Regions from separate parts of the Homo sapiens genome. Here region 1 is linked to region 2. The links are chromatin loops, found by intact Hi-C in ENCODE. Cell type or tissue: sigmoid colon. All regions are shown on one strand. Each heading gives the region's core, and the rest is flanking DNA. Links, peaks and the distances in the headings are about the cores only.

The links. A loop is a pair of places that touch in the nucleus more often than their neighbours do. Peaks named below come from ENCODE experiments on the same cell type or tissue, not always from the same donor. Only the 100,000 strongest peaks of a DNase experiment are listed, where the experiment ranks them.
Region 1: it touches region 2 in a loop (2.2-fold over the local background); 2 of 110 quality-filtered maps call a loop at or near these places.

Annotation. Positions count from the first base shown.
Region 1 is chr3:23,661,890-23,664,804 of GRCh38, forward strand. No RefSeq gene overlaps it. Among named protein-coding and RNA genes, the nearest start is that of UBE2E1, 140 kb to the right of the region's middle. In sigmoid colon, for the core only: no CTCF peak of the experiment used is centred there; a DNase peak (open chromatin) is centred at 1,512.
Region 2 is chr3:23,610,409-23,613,323 of GRCh38, forward strand. No RefSeq gene overlaps it. Among named protein-coding and RNA genes, the nearest start is that of UBE2E1, 190 kb to the right of the region's middle. In sigmoid colon, for the core only: no CTCF peak of the experiment used is centred there; DNase peaks (open chromatin) are centred at 1,543 and 1,870; H3K4me3 peaks cover 743 bases.

The sequences.
Region 1 (2,915 bases), core at 177-2,676, 51 kb after region 2:
CCTGCCGACTGAAATCCGTGCATGGAGGCTTGACCCTAGGTTGGTCTGACTCCAAAAGCTTGTTCCATTTCTGGTACATCCCATTGTTTTAGACTAGTCCTCACAAACTTTTATGGTTCCACACCATTCAGTTGAGACAAAAGACTGTAATGGTCCACCCATTTCAACCTTCCATGGAAGAGCAACTAGATAGTAACAAGAAGAGGTTGTTTACATGTAGATGTTTTATTTAGCTGTAGCTGTGGTTAACCACGATGCATACTAGGTCATGAAATCTGTTTATTAGGAAAAAAAGTAAGTCAAAGTCGTGATGCCAAGTGTTTTCACAGCCGGACCTCTTAGGAGAGGACAAAATAGAGTTCTGTGCATCCTCAAGTATGGTGCTAATTTTGTTTATAAATTCCTAGTAAGAAGACCTGAGTGGTACATAAAAATGGAAGTCGGTGAAGGAGTTGCATTTTTTAATTAGCTCACAGCCACCAGAGACCTCACTTTGAAAACCACTTCCTTAAACAAAAACAAAAGTCAGACCACACTGACTTTCTTTGAATTCCCAGTAGAAATCCTAGTATGGGAATATTCGGGAGCGTTTATTACCGAGTACATAGATGAGCTGTTCCCCATTCTTTCCAGATGTAGACACTTTTCTGAGCTGTGTCCACATGACAATGGCTTGTCGAGGCACACAAACCACAGGCACAGATCTGAAATGATGGCAGCCCACTCGCTTATAGAGAAAGAGACAACCCGAATGTAGAACCGGAAGGAGCCATGAGAACTGGAATCGGATTATCCCATAAGAAATGATAAAACGGTTGTTATAGCCGTGCCAGAAATATGACCAACTAGAAAGAGTGGGGACAAATGACTTGATGGAAGTTTTAGGGGAAAAAAAAATAGATTCCACGTGTCTTAAATCCAGATATTGTTCTCAAAAGACCATGTTTAATAGCTGAGTGAAGCAAAGAACAAAATAATGCCCTTCAGGGAGAAATAGAGAACCTGAAACCAATAACAGCCTCCTCTACATTTATGGCTTTTCCTGACTGAGCAGCTATTGGCTCAAACTTAATGGAGTTAAGGCATTTATTACCACATTTTCTTTTTACCTGGATTCTTGTTGGCCTCCTTAGCTAATTTTTTTTAGTTCAGTACCTGTCCTTCAGGCTATCTTTCCATAAAAAAGGCAGCAAAATGATGAACTTTTCTGCATTGTTCTGGGCAAAGAAATGACCACTTCATTTGCTTTTCGGAGAGGGGATCCTGTTTTTCTTTTTGTACAGTCCTCACTCTGACCAAGAGCGTGCAGCACCTGGATCTGGTGATTCAGATGTTCTGTGACCCCAGCTTCAGTCCTCAAGGATTCCTTTCTATTTGGACTGAGGGCCGTGGGTGTCTTTTCAGTGATGAGACTGAAAAGCAAAAACTCATTCTCAGTTTGCTGCTCTTGGTGTTCCTCTGGTTGCATTTTCCAACTCCGTCTGTGACCCAGCTGTGTTCTCAACAATACCTCAACTTGATGGGGCTTGGCACTTGTTTCTTTTCGTCAATGGTGTGTTATGAATAAAGCTTGTAAAAGCTGCTTCCTTGGAAACTGTTAACATGGTCTCATCCCACAGGCCAAGTTTTGCAGCCCTTTGCTATCCTTATCTATAGTAGACCAACTCAAAGTTCCTAACTGCCTTTTATAAAAGAGCTTGGAACTCCATGGTTCCTGGCAATGAGTGCAAAAATTTGACATTTCTATTAGCAAGAAAATATGAGAAAATATTTCTTGTTTTACCTTGCCCCTTCCCCTGAATTCCTGTCTTACCAAAGGAAAAAAAAAAAAAAAGAGTTAAAATCTAATGCATCTCAACTAATGTGGGCAACTAGCAGTTTTGCTTTTTTAGCCAAAGAACTCTACCCCCACTGCTGCCCATTAAGTAGTAAACAGGCCAAATAAGGAAATGATTAATCTTGCCAAGTTCACTCACCATAATTTGGTTGGCAAGCTTTAGCGAACATGGTATAATAGAATTTCAACACTGGAAGAGATTTGAAAAGTCATATAGTCCAACCATCCAACGGATGCTTAAATGTCGTCCTCTGTGCAGCAGTGGCTCTGAATCCTGGCTGCACATCACAACATCACAATAACTGCAAACACTTGTTCAAAATAAAAGTCATTGGGCCTCACTTCCGTGAGATTCTGATATAGTAGGCCTGGGATGGACCTGCTTATTTTGAATAACACCCAGGCGAATTGATGTAGCCACTCCACAGAACAGTGCTGCAGCCTTTGGGGAACAGGCCAAGTATCAAAAGCCTTTGCTTGGTCTTCTGCAGCACCTGGTCCTCACTATCTTCCAAAGTATCCGAATTTGGGCAGCTCTGACTGTTGACAAAATGTGTCCTCAGTCTCCGTGGAAATATTTCTCCTTACAACTTCTACCTATTGACTCTACTGCTACCCCTTGGAATGACACAGAGCCAGTCTAACCACCGGTGAGCCTTCAGGTATTGGAAGATGGCACTCATGGATCTCTTCTGAGATCTCCTCTCCAAACCCAACATCTTCCTACTCTGTAAGAGCTCCCTTATGGCTGGTTCTGACCTTTTTCCCCAGTGGATTTCCTCTCCTGAGGATGGATCTGACTTCGGGATTTTAAATTCAGTAAATCTAAATTCTAATGCAAGCTCTTCCTCTTACTAGCTGTATGGTTTGGGGCATGATAGTCAGCTTTTATGACCCTCCACTTAGTCATCTGTAAAGTGGAGATGATGCTACTGATTGCAGGGTTGATTGTGGGGCCAGCACAGAGCCTGTCACACAGCAGTTCCCCAGGTCAGTCTCCTTCCACCAAGTAGATATGTGAAAATATTATATATGTGGCTCACATTACATTTCTATTCAATAATGCTAATCAAAACAT
Region 2 (2,915 bases), core at 216-2,715:
GGGGGACAGGGCTGGAATGGGGGAAGAGGAAAGGACAGGCCATTGATTTTGCTCCTTGACTAAGCAACAGAGCCAAGGGGATTGTGGCTGACCGCAGGGCTGCACTCGGCCTCGAAGCCAGAGTGTGCTGCTAAAATGCCCGAGTGGAAATCTTCTATCTGGATTACATTTAAAATAAACTCTGATAGGTTGTCTTGTTTTCGTTTCTATTCTTTATATATTTAGGATTTATTTAGTACCTGTTTCTAAAAACAATTTATGGACTCTGCTAATACTAATGTGCAGGTTTTCTTGGGAAATGTTTAGGTTCTGAAACCTCAATAAATGTTCCAGCCCTGGAAAAATATGCTAATTTGTGGTTCACATTACTATGATATGTTCAAAAATAGCTTAATCGGCTGGGCGCAGTGGCTCACGCCTGTAATCCCAGCACTTTGGGAGGTTGAGGCAAGTGGATCACGAGGTCAGGAGATAGAGACCATCCTGGCTACCACGGTGAAACTCCATCTCTACTAAAAATACAAAAAAAGTAGCCGGGCTTGGTGGCACACGCCTGTAATCCCAGCTACTTGGGAGGCTGAGGCAGGAGAATCACTTGAACCCAGGAAGCGGAGGTTGCAGTGAGCCGAGATTGCGCCACTGCACTCCGGCCTGGGAGACAGAGCAAGACTTCATCTCAAAAAAAAAAAAAAAACTTAATCAACGAATGTTTTAAATATCAGGATAATAGAGAAAAAGAAGTTAAGGGAGAAATTGTGTTTCCACCTACATTTTACATGGCCTAAAAATCTATGGCTCAAGAACTCAAGTTGTCACAAAGAAAATAAGCTTGGGCAATACCTCCCCTACACAGACATCAAAAGGGCCTACTAAGCACAAAAGAGGTAAGTCTAGGAGAAAAAAAATTAGAGGGTTCTACTTCATAGAATGATTTTGAGTGTCTACTATATGAAAGGCAAATTTTGCTTTACTCTGATATTCACCAATTTTATAATTTTCCTTCTAATATTTGAGAGTGTGACGTTTCCCTTAGCCTTTAACTTAAAGAGGTGGGCACATTGCTTGGCCATCTCTCTGTGGATAGGACCTTCCTAAAAATGACAGCCCCTCGGTGACCTCCCAGCCTCCAGGGCCTGGGCGGGTAACAGCCTTTTAAAAGTTCCGTCCTCTGGGGATTTGAAAATACAGCCCAGGCCATATATAGAAGAGCAGAGTCCTCAATGGGCTTTGGATTCAGACAGAATTTCATGGCTGACTTGGGTTTAGGGAGGTCATTAAACCTCTAGGAGTTTGTAAGGATTAAATGAGAAAATTTAGGTTAAATATGTAGCCCAGCATCGGGCACATGGTGAGTGCTGAGTAAACGGGATCTGCTGTGTTATTATTATTCATTGTTGTTATTGCTGGCATTATTATTTTATGGGCATAACGAATGAGCTGGCAACATCAGTACAAACTCAAGCCAGAATCTGACACGGCCAAAATAAAACCAGAGCCGGCAACCCAGCAAAGGAGCTGGTGCTCAACAGGCCTTTAGAGTCCTCTCTCCAGCTGTGGCTGGCCGGCTGCCCGCTCTCCCTGCTCCTCTCAGCTCCAGAGAAAAATGGCTTTTAGATAAAGCTCCTTTGAAGCTGGGAACTCGCTGTAGTGCCTAAGCCTAGGGACAGCCCCCAAAGGTGTTTTTTTTCCACTTCTGTTGACGGACAGTCTGCAATATACGTATCAGCCACATTAATCATTTTTCTTTTGGGGGCCTGCTCAAGAAGGGCCTGGTTAGTCTGTGAAGGAATTCCAGAGCGAGTAGGTGGCCTTGCATCTGAGAAAGAGGAAGCTTGTTTCAGGGCCAGACAAGCGAGTGTGAAACTTCCTGCCGAGGCAAAAGGGGGCGGGAGGGGTGCAGACTTCTGGTGGGGGGTCTACGTGGAGCAGGTGAAAGGACCCTAGCGAAAGGTCTCACCCCTCCTCTGGTCAGGGTAGACTTCCATGTCCTGCAGAGAACGAGCATCTCTGGGGCTTCCGATAACTCAGCCCCAGAGGACTCCATTGGCAGGGCCACTTCAAGCTGGTTATTGCTCAGAAAAAATTCCCGGGCCCTGAACCCTGAACGGGCTGCCTTTCCTCAGAGCCAGAGGGAACGGCAGAGAGGACATGCCTTCCTGTTCTTGATTGTTTTAAAGGAGCCATGTGTCCAATAATTAGGTTCTGTGAAAAAGGAGAGAGAGGGGGAGAAGAAAAGAAGACTAGAACGCAATGTGCTCCCCTTAGCTTGCGTAAAATTGTATAAATAAGACTTCTCAAGCGCAGTTTAGAATAAAAAAAAGAAAAAGGAGTTGTTTGCTCCAGAGTGTGGTGTGGTGAGGCGGGGTAGGAACACGTGGATGTGACTATCAACTTTCCTCGTCAAACAATCTTTCTCCCATGATTTGACAGCGAATCACCTCCTTACTGGGAAGTGAGTTTCATTTCAAGCTCGCATAAATAAAAAAAAAAAATGGGCTATAACCCTTTTATGGAGTGAGTGAAAAATGTTTTGTGTAGGTAATTAGAGCATAAACTAGAATTCACCAGGTGCTTTTATATCATTTCCATAAAGTTTTATTGAATTAAGTTAACAAGGTTTTGGATTTATATGCCACATTTCTTCAGAGGGAACAAAACACGTTCATATATATTTCCTTGATTTTTAAAAATCCCAGTGAAGTAAGACCCAGAAGGCACTATCATTCCCATAAAATAAAGTCTATGTGTAGAATATTTCCGTTTCTCTTTAGTATACTAAGATATGTTTGAACACCGTAAGAAATGCTTTTACTCACAAAAGAATGCCCTTATAATTGGTAGGAACACTTTAATTTTATTATGTGATACTGCTTTATAACCTCTCTATGGCTCTATGAATTCCAGCTTTGAAGCTG